2 separate regions of the Mus musculus genome follow, and region 2 is linked to region 1. The links are chromatin contacts, found by Hi-C in ENCODE. All regions are on one chromosome and are shown on one strand. The core of a region is the stretch at or near the end of the contact, and the rest is flanking DNA. Distances in the headings are between cores, read along the strand shown.

Region 1 (5,243 bases), core at 1,099-3,598:
TACTCAGAGGACCAGAGGACAAGGGTAAAATGTACTAAGGAGGGCTCTTAATTTTGGACAATGGGGGCTTGCCTTCCCCAGTGTTGGGTTGGCTTTTCTCATGGAAGCCTCTACCCTCAGCTGTGGTGGGGCTTCGAGCAGTGACTGACACGGGTGACCCTGCCTAGGAGGGATTAGCAGTAAATGACGTCCCCGGCATTTCAGGCCTGTAATGACAGCCTTGTCATTAAATGGGGGAGGGGCAGAGGGATTTACGTTTCTGCATTTGCTTTTTATTTCAGTCCAGTGGATAACTGTACTTGTATTTAATATTTCCATTATATTTTACAAATGTAAAGGAATTACCTTGTGTGGGTACATTATAAAAGTATACCCCTGAAGAGGTACCCGGCATGCGCGTCTCTACTTGACTTAAATGGCTCTATCCCAGAGGACAGAGGGCCACATTTTACTCCCACCTCTGCAAGTCTGCACCAGAGACAGTCCCACTGATGCCCACGAGCAAGATTTATTTGATCTACATAAAGGTTGGTAGAATGGAGGAAGATGGTGTTTGGGCGCATAACTCAGTCATCCTGACCAGGGGAGACGCCTATTCTTAATGCATAGCACTGGCAAGGTCCTTAGCCTAAGAGCTTAGGCTGTGTCTTCATTTCTGGAAGGCTTGCAGATTCCCTCAACGAAACTCAACTGGTGGTCGCTCCTTGTCCTTAGAACCCCTCAGATGACAAAAGGGAATTCATATTAACCCCAGGTAACCTACAAGTCCTCACACCTGCGGGGATTCCTGGTGGTGTAACTGTCTTACACCATCAAGCGGGTCCCTAGAATGGCAGTAGCCACCCAGCCTTCCAATGACCACACCTATTCCCAGGAGTGTTTCTTTATTCAGGGTCCCTGGCAGCGTCTTAATTTAAGAGAGCTTCCTGTACCTCCATGCCCTGCCCTAGCTGGCTCTCAGATCCCCAGGGCCACTCACATGGTGACAGTGGTGGTGGGGGTCAGGAAAGTTGTACTCCACCTGCTCTAAGATATTGACTTGGGTGACAGAAACCTAGGTTTCCCTCCGTAAAAGAAAGTTGGCTACAGGCCTCCTGAGGCCTGTGGGAGGCAGCTGGGGGAAGCCAAGTGAGTGAGTCCGAAACCCCAGGATGGCGGAAAAACAACAGGCCTCAGGCCTAGGATCCAGTTGACCGCAGGACCCGAGACTTCTTTCTCCAAGTGTCTACCTGGGAGAGGCCCAGACCCAGGATACTGGCATTGGAGGTTTGGATCTGGATGAGCGATGGCAGGAGAGTGCCGGGAAAGCAAGTTTGCTGCGGGGGTTGAAGGGGGATGGGTGAAGGGGCTCCGACTTCGGGTGAGGGCGGGTGGAGCCGAGGAAGAAAGCGTCGGCCAGGCCAGGCGGCCAGGCCAGGCGGAGGAGCGCCGGAGCCGGCGGTATCCAAGCGAGTGGGAAAACTGGAGCAGCGGAGCCGCGGCAGGTCAGGCTACCCTACCGCCCACCCAGCCATCTCTAAGCCTCAACCCACGCAAGGCTAGGTGCTGGGAAATAAGGCTGGGTTGAAGCGGGGACGCATCCGACTGCCTGCGTGGCCCAGCCTTCCTCAGCAGCTGCCCACTCGGGTCCCTCCCAATCCTGTCCCTACAGCGCGCGCGTGACTTTCTCCGCCCTTGCTCCGGGGACCCCGGCGCGGAGGCCCTGGCTCTCGGTGTCGGGCTTCTCCAACTGATTCGTGTCCTTACTACACCAACCAGCCCGGATGGGCCTAGAGAGAGAGAAAGAGAGAGAGAGAGAGAGAGAGAGAGAGAGAGAGAGAGAGCACCGGTCCAGCAGGACGAAACAAGGTCCAGCCCCCTGCTTTGTCCCCCGCGTTCAGCTCAGTGTCCCGCACACAATAGGCACTCGGAGTATTTACAGGATGAACTACCAAATGAATGAACCACTGTATGATCTGAGAGATGGACGTTGTAGGGATGTCGGAGGCCCCAGGAAAGGCAGCTTGGTGGCCCAGGGAATCAGAGCTGCGGCTGTCCCCTTACCTCGTACCAGGATGCGGCGGCAGTGGTCTGTCTCACCGAGCGCCTGCTGTCCGTCGCTGTCCCCTCCGCTCTCCCTGGAGCCCGCAGGGCTGGAGGCGGAGGTCCCAGCAATCTCCCTCGGACTCGCGCTACCTGTGTCAGCACGCAAATCTTCCGCTCCGCGGTGCTCTCCGTGACGCCCGCTGCGGCCACCAGGCTCCTCCCGGCGCTTGGGGCCGCGGTCCCGCTCCGCGCCCCCATCGCCCATGCCCGCCGCCACTGCTGCTTGGGCCACAGCAGCCGCTAGTCCTAGCTCAGGGTAGCAGGTCCCTCCCTGCCCCTCCCCACCCCTTCCTCCATCTGCCCCGCCCCCTACAGGCCCCGCCCCCGTCGGCGATTGGGCGCGAGCTGGGGTTCCAGGACTCTGGGTGGATCCAGTAGGCGCAGCGCAACGGGAGTTCGTTCAGGGGGAGGAAAAAAGGAGGAGGGAGTGAGGGGAAGAGAGACAAGGGGAGGGAAAGAGGAGAAGGAGGAGGGATAGGAGGAAAAGAGATATGTGGAGAAGGGGGAGGGGATGGTGTCTTCGCGCCTCCTCGCGTGGGGCGGTGTTTAGAGCCTGGCAATGGGAGACTGGACAGCCCCGTGGTACAGAAGACCGCCCCACACCCTCTCATAAACTTTATTACTCCCTACCCATTGGTCCCTCTCGCCCTCTTCCCTCTGTTCCCTATATCTCCAGGGAAATGCACCTAGCTTTCAGTCTGGCTCCGCTTGATGGAAAACTCAGAGCTCGAGGAGGCGACCCTGACTCGACCCGGCAGAAAAGAGGAGGTTTGCTGGGCTCCGGAACTTGGTGCGGTGGGGGCGACGGTAGAGAGTGGGGTGTAGGTCTGGGGTTCAGGGCACGCGTCCCCCAACCAAGGCACTCACACTCAGGCACACAGAACAGCCACTTATTGTGGGGATCCCGCGAGTTTCGCCAGACAAGCCCGGGAGGCGGATGCTGTCCCCAGCCAGGGTGAGGTGCGGAGCTGGACCGGCAGACCGCCAGGTTGTACTGCCAAGAGCAAACGCTGGGCTCTCCCGCAGCTCTGAGGTTGTCACTCCTGGGACTGACACCTAGAGAATGAGACTGAGCACGGGCTTTTTTTTTTTCTCGCGCTTCTGTCCTGGAGCAGCCCCTTGTTCAGTGCCTGCTCCAGACGGATCTCTGGACAGGAGCCTGTGTCCTCTTGGCTACACGTTCTGCAGAGTCCCGCTTCTGTTTAGACAGTGTCAGGAAGTGTGGGGAACAGTCTCATTGTATTTGACTCAGCTTTAAAAAGAGGTTTGGGGGAAAGATTGAGAAGGATGGTGTGTGTAACCGAGGGTCTATGGCTCCTTTAAAGGCCAGTATCCCGATCCTTCAGACTCTTCTTCCTTTCTTCCACTTGCAGATTTGGAATAAACTAGGTACTAGGGGTGAGCCAAATGCTTGGTGTGAGTCCAAGCCAAAGTACTTCAGGAGATCCCAAGATCTGGTAGCGGGTGTCTGTGACCACCAAGGGTAGGCTTGTGGGGTCTCTGTCTCTGAGGTTGAACAGGTGTTGGGTGTGGGGAGTCAGTCAGTGCCTTGGTCTGTGGTGTGTGTGTGTGTGTGTGTGTGTGTGTGTGTGAAAACGGTTGGAGATTTTGGGAGAGGTGGTAGATGTGACTTGGCGATTCTCACTGATTCTTGTAGTGCTGGAAAAGGAAAGAACAGCGGTAAGAGAGGATGCCTGCTGGGCCCTATTCGCAAAGAAAGGAGCGGGGGTGGGGGTGGGGTATGGCTTCCATGGTGTGTAATTGGCCGGCAGAGGGGACAGTGTGGACTGTCAGTGCCTGCTGGTTGTATGGAAGAGAGAAGAGGGAGGGAAGGAAGGAGAGAATGAGGACAGGATGGGAGAGAAGAAAAGAGGGAGCTGAGAAAGCACCAGCACTTTGCATAGTTAAGGAAACCAGAGAACTGGAACCCATCTGAGACCTAGGCAAAGTGGCCAGCCTTGTACTGGTCCCCTCCTAGCCTGCCCTCTGGAGGGCAGTAGGACTTCTCAGCAGCCCCCACAGCCCCCTCCCCCATTGACCACCTTACCTGAGCCATCTGCATTTATCTCATCTCTGGCTTTCTCAAAGTATGCCCTACATCTAGTATAGAAAAACAGAAGCGGAAGAAACTAGTGGAAGCTAGACCTCATACCCTCCACCCAAGCAGCCTCCCATGCCACCTACAAAGCTGTGTTTGTGCCGACAAAAGCAGAGTTGCGTCTTTTCACAATGTTTTCTCTGGTTGGTTTTTCCAATCAGGGTTTCTCTGTGTAGCCCTGGCTGTCCTGGAGCTCACTCTATAGACCAGGCTGGCCTCAAACTCAGAGATCTGTCTCTGCCGCCTAAGTTCTGGGAATAAAGGTATGTGCCACCACCAGCTTCTTTTCATGATGTTAAATCTTCACTTCACTGGTGGAGGAGGTCAATCAAGTCTTTTTCCAGGAGCCTTTTCTGGGCTCTGGTCCCCAAGTGAGCTGAACCATCCTTCCTGGAGAGGCTGATGGTTTTGGAGAGTGCTTTGGAACTAGAGTCTGGAAGTTCGGACTCTTCTGGGTCTCCAGGTGACCTGGAAGCTCTCAGGTGATCCGGTTCCTTGGTGCCACTGGTCTCTGGCCAGTCTTTGCACTTAGGGAGACTGTGTTCTTTAGTGCTGTCCTTGCTAAGGAGGTCTGGGTGCTACTATGTTGTTATTTGGCCAGTGAGTGCCACAGTCATGGTGGGTGGGTGGGGGTGTTGCCTTTGTCTGAAGGTCTGAGTGTGCCCTGGGAAGGGAGGCAGGAGTTTTATTCCTACTGTGTTCTTCCTGCTGCCTCACATCCCAACCTGACCATAAGCCTAGAGAACCTCTCTTCCAACCTCATCCATCTCCTCTTCCTCATTCTCCATCCCTCCCTTCCTCTTTAGGGTCTCAACTAGCACAGCCTGGCCTCAAACCCACAGCTCTGTAGGCTGTGATCAACTTCTGATTCTTGTGCCTCCACCCCTAGGATGCTGGAGTTATAGGTGTATGTCATCACCTTTTAAAATGAAGGCTTTACGCAGGGCTGGGGATCAAACCCAGTTTCTTACATGCCAGGCAGGCACTCTACTGAGTGCAGCCTTTCCTCTGAAATGTATCGAAGAGCCAGAGAAATTACAACACAAAGGTGGTGGAGCAG
Region 2 (5,188 bases), core at 2,579-5,078, 4.5 Mb before region 1:
AGGTAGTGGCCCGTGCCATCTCGTCGCCAGAGAGGGGTGGCTGTGGCACCACAGTTGACACACTCCCGGCCTTCTGTAAGGGAACAAGGAAAGACACAAGGCCTGCTTAGCCTCTACACAGAGCCAGAGGATCAAGGTTGTATTAAGGGAGACCCACCCCTGGCAGAAAGAGGGACTCAAGGAGTCCCCTTAAAAGAAGTCCAGGGTCTTTTAAGGATAAATTCTCATTTCTGATGTTGCTGAGGAAGAGCAAAGAGAAACAGCAAATGCAGGCTGCCAGGGGTTCTCAGAGCCAGCAGCAAGTTACCCGGAAAAGGAACTGAAGGCCGGTTTTACAGAGCACAGGCTACTGTCCCTCGCTCAGCTCAGGCCACAGTTGTCCAGGATTGGGGTCTGGGGGAGCCTCTCTGCTGCTCTATCACTTTGCCCAACTGAGCCAGCATCTCTAAGTCTTTTTCTCATCTCTCCCATCAGCCCCTCGCTGTCTTTATGCTCCGGCTAAGGCCAGGAAACCTTTTCTCTTCCTCCAGTTGGGCTCCCTTTCAGCCAAACTCCTAGAATTCAATGATCAAAGTTGTTTCTAAAATGAAATAAATAAGTTCTTTCACTTTAGGCTAGGTGGCCTTATTTTCTGTTGTTGTTTTTGGCCATCTGGAGCTTAAATAGAATACAAAACAAACACGGAAGAGAGGGCTACAAACAGGCCAAGACTTTGCAAAAAAGGGCAAAGTCTCTGGTCTTAGTAGAGCAGGAGACAAGAGTCAAGTTGGGGCTGGAGTTCAGCGGAGCGAGGGCTTAGTAGCTCAGTACCATGGAAATTCTTCCTGATCTAGTTGGAACTAAGTCACCTATGAGAAGTTGGTTCTTCAACTCAGAAATAAACTTTGGAGGAAGCCTTCCCCCCTCCCTTGCTAAAAGCTATGGGAAGGAGCCTCGGAGCCACGGGTTATTGCCTGAGGGCCATATGGCTGGACAAACCTAGCTGGATCCAGCTGCAGCTGGCAAAGGGGTGCAGGCACCCGCACAGGTTCTCACTCCTACCCCCAGGGAGAGGGATCAGGGTCACTAGGATGCAAGCAGGCCTTGGGAATTTTGCTTTGGGGAAATCTCCAAGGAGATCTGGAGCCGCTGCAATCCTAAAACTGGACTAGCAGAGTTGGAGAACCAGATTCCTCTAGGGCCTAGATCTCTGCAGTGCCCACGGCATGCACACACGCTCACAGACACACGTACACATAAGTACACACTGACTCCTTCCCTCACCTACAGCCTCCATTCTCCCCCACGCCCAGTCACGAGGCTGCTCGGTCTCAGCTGAACGTTTGGGGAGGGAGACAGGGAACCTCATTCTGTGTTTTAGCTGATACTTGTCAACCTTGGAGAGGAGGCCATGAGGAGGGGTGCGGAGAGGAGCTGAACATGGGGGTTCCTAGGAGCACTTAACGGCAGGATGAAAGTTTTAGGGGTTTCTTCCTCCCCACAGGGAACTTCAAATGCCTGTGGACTATCAGAGATGACCACCACCCATTCTTAAATCAGGCGCCCTAGCATGGCCCCTCTATCAGACCACGGACCCCTTTTACAGAGGCACACCACACCCACAGGCCCTGAAGTCCCACACCTGCCTTTACCTGAGCAGGAGCGAGCCTTGCTTCTCTGCTTAGGGGTGAAGCTGGAGGCGGGGCCACCCAGGAAGCCTCCTGGATGGAAGAGACTGCTGCCATAGTCATGAGCTGCGGCGGGCACATAGGAGGGATAGGTGGGTATCGGGTGGTGTGTTGCAGGCTGGGTGCCCATGGTAGCTAGGCCCGGGCGCAGGGGACTGCCGCCTTCCATCTTCATGCTCTCGGAGAGTGACACTTGGTACTTGACGCCATCCTTGTCCTCACCCCGGGCTACACTACCCCCTGCAGAAGAAGAGGCCGGGGAAGCAGCTCCTGTTGTGCTGGGGTCTGGAGACACTTCTTTGGGTGGCGTGGGTGGGAAGCCGAAGAGATGGGAGCCCGAGTGGGCTGCAGTGGGGGTGAGGGAGGCCACGGAGCTCCCACTGCCTCCCCCGCTCCCACCCGCAGCCCCTGGGTAAACAGACAGAGGCCCTCCGGGTGCTCCAGCAGCTGAGGGGTGCAGCGGGGTCTTGGAGAACGGGCTGACGGTCCAGGGACTGTGGTGATGGGCAGCGGCGGCAGAGAGAGCTGCTTTGCCCCCGTCCAGCCACGGCAAGCCTGGGCTGTGCAACAAGTGTGGTCGGCACATCTGGCCTCCGGTGAGACGGGCTGTGCAGAGGGAAAGGGGGTGAGGATGACCAGGGGCTTCAGAGCCATGACCCGGGCACACAGGATCACAACTCAGCGAACTACCATCAGCAGCCCCACCCTTTAAAACATCAGAAACGTAACACCTCAGCCTGTAATCATCAGCAATGTCAGTGAAAGGCCGAAGGACAAGTGACACAGCAGCCCCACCGGACAGGGCCCAGAAGGATTCCCCCACCCCCACCCCCGCCAAGACACTTGGAAATGGACCGAAACCCTACAGGTCCCAGACCCTCCCTAAGAAGTCCCTGCCTCCATCTTCTTAGGCCCGATTTCGCAGCTGCTCAGATTCCTGTGGATCCCACATCCGGGAAGCAGCAACAGGCCGTCCCCCCTCCAAGGCCTGGCCCGGGCGCCAGGCTTCCAGAAACCTCGGGGGCCAAAGCTCACCATGCGCCGGGCTGTAGGAAACGCGCGCGCGCGCGTGGGCCGGGTTGGCGTAGTAAGGGTTGCCCTGCGAGTCGAGATGGTTGAAGAAGACATCCACCTCGTCGGGAGGCAGCAGCTGTGCTGGCTCCATGTAGTTATGCGCCAGGCCCGGATGGTGCGAGTCGGGGTGCTGCGCATTCAATACGGCGGGGTGCGCCATCCAGCGAGGCTGCTCAGGCGCCACCTCCATGGTCCACTACTGTGTCTTGGGAACCAGGCGAAGGTGGGGCGGCCCTGGATAACAGAGGGAATGTGAAGGACACTGCCGCCTTCTGACACCCCCATTCCCAAAGTCTGTGTCTTGAGAGCAAAGACGTTCCATCGGAGCTTCACTGAGGACCAGTCCCGGGTGGAAGGAAAGCGCAAGGTTTAAAACGAAAGGAAGGTGAAGGAAGGGGTTCAGCCTCATACACTTGCAGGGAAACTCGCGTTCCCACAGACGCAACTCCACATACACGAGGTCACACACACGGATAGGTCCTGACATCGGTGACCCCCCCAAAACGCACGCGGAACTGAAATCAGGTTCTCACACCGTGCCCCTGTCCTCTGGGCACACAAACACATAAACTCTGACTAAAAGTTAGAGACAGTTGCCTAGACATCCACTCTGGGGCACACGCTCTCCCACGCCCCCGTAACACTTTGACAATATATACACAAACTAACCCCCAACACCCCGGGCCACCCCAAAAAACGCACCCGCAGTTCCTGGGGCTGCGAGCCGGTCCCCAATGCACTCTCTAGCAGTCAGCCAACCTCTCCCCAAAGCATAAGAACGTAATCGCCCACAGGAGATCCTGGTCTGAGCTCCACAGAGATCCCTCCAACCTAGGAATGTCCACAAGCCCCCTGAACCTCAAACTTACACTCGCAGCGGCGCGGGAAGGGGAGGGCTCAGCAGTAGAGAGTAAGAGACACCAGGAGAGCCCGGGTACGGCGGGCCCAGCGACAGCGCGTTCCAGGGCCGGCGGATTCACGGGATAGGGGTGGGGGACAGCGCGCGTCTCGGCCTCCGGCCCGCCCGGCTCCGGCCCCTCTGCATCCTCCGGCCGCCCTGGCGCCAGCTGCCGACTCCTGCACAGACGTGAAGCGGGGGCCGCGCACGCCTATGAAGCCGGCGCCAGCCAATCAGCGCCGCGCGCCGCCCAGCCTCCGCCCCCCCATTGGCTGCTCCCGCCGCTTTGGCCGCTGGACTTCGGGAATGACCCGCAAGCTGGCCTCCTAGGCTGCCTGGCCCCCTACCAGCGCCCTCTCTGCGGCCTCTGATGCCAACGCCCCCCCCCCCCAGGGGACCTTCGCCGTGGGCAGACCCTGCACCCCTCCGGCAGACGCTCAGGTCTTCCAACCTCTGCCCTCCCAGCAACTAGGCACGAATAGGGTCCCTGACTTCCCAGGAGCCGAGACGTGCACCTTCTGGGTATCTCTCTGCTGGGACCACAGCTTTCTACTCTCGGGCGGAGCCCCACCTCCACTGCTACGGACGACGGCCAGCCCAAATCCAACTGACTCCCCAAACTCTCTGTCCTTCTATCAGGGATAGCTGTGCAAGAGGCTGGTAGGATCCGCTGGACAACATGAGTCTAGGGATTGTGGACTTCTCTAGGGCACCCGAACTTTGAGCACTAAGACACTTGAGGCTGTGCTAGACCAATAATGGTCGCGGTCAAGCCAGTGGCCCAGGGAGGGGGAAGGGCTCCGGGCGGGGCCTTAGTAGACCACCAGGCTGAACTGCCTGGGGCGAGGCCGTGGAGCGGGAAACTGGCGCCAGAGTCGGCTGAAGGGAGACTCCCGGGGTATTAACCATATATATTTTTTCTTTCTAAGGGTCCCCGAGACGGTCTTTAGGGAGAGGGAAGCAATGTTGTGAGCACTTTTTCCCCAAAGTCACCTGGAGTTTTTCTCCACAACACCTCCATTCTGGAGAGACAAGTGAGTTCAGTGGCGAGTATACAAACCTAGCTCCCTCCCTGGCTATAGATGGGAGACCTAAACTCCAAGAGTCCAGAAAGAAGCTTGTGAGTCCAAGACTTTTAGGGGAATCTAGACAGGTGCGATGGATTGGCCAAGCTTGGAGCCCTCCACATAGCTCCTCTATCTTTGCAGGGACCGAAACCCCTAAAGAATAATTCCAGAGGAGTCCCAGGTTGGTCCCGAGCTGGGGAAAGGCTGGGGTCCCCGCCGCCCCCAAGGATGGGGGAGGGGCGGCAGGATTGACAGTCCGTAATTGGGTAACTGGAGGCGGCTTCTCCGGCCCGGCGGCCCCGCCACCGCGACGCCGGGCCCCTGACGTCACCCGATTCGCCAGGAAATGAACTTTTTAATAATCCAAGGAGGGTGGAAAGCCCTCGGTCCCCTCGGCTCGGGGGGCGCCCAGCCAGGAGGGCTCAGCTTCTCGGGCGCGCCCCCGTCACCCCCTCCCAGGTCCTCTGCGGACAGCGCTGAGG

The links. Hi-C counts contacts between places; a loop is a spot of excess contacts on that map.
Region 2: a loop to region 1 is called in a map of left cerebral cortex, with 7 times the contacts of the local background. The contact joins the promoter of Gata2 here to the promoter of Vax2 in region 1. A Hi-C loop is called at or near these places in 6 of 37 maps with a recorded cell type or tissue (ES-E14 and left cerebral cortex).

The regions. Positions count from the first base shown.
Region 1 is chr6:83,708,344-83,713,586 of GRCm38, reverse strand. Vax2 (ventral anterior homeobox 2) reads right to left here and starts at 2,348. Exons shown (of 3, transcript NM_011912.4): 1 at 2,044-2,348. The coding sequence starts at 2,290. Vax2os (ventral anterior homeobox 2, opposite strand) reads left to right here and starts at 1,386. Exons shown (of 6, transcript NR_002871.2): 1 at 1,386-1,484; 2 at 2,762-2,853. Gm32943 (a long non-coding RNA gene) reads left to right here. Exons shown (of 4, transcript XR_003956456.1): 3 at 339-527; 4 at 663-789.
Region 2 is chr6:88,197,304-88,202,491 of GRCm38, reverse strand. Gata2 (GATA binding protein 2) reads right to left here and starts at 3,828. Exons shown (of 6, transcript NM_008090.5): 1 at 3,611-3,828; 2 at 2,703-2,975; 3 at 1,632-2,273; 4 at 1-73. The coding sequence starts at 2,931. Gm38708 (a long non-coding RNA gene) reads left to right here and starts at 5,109. Exons shown (of 4, transcript XR_001785312.2): 1 at 5,109-5,188.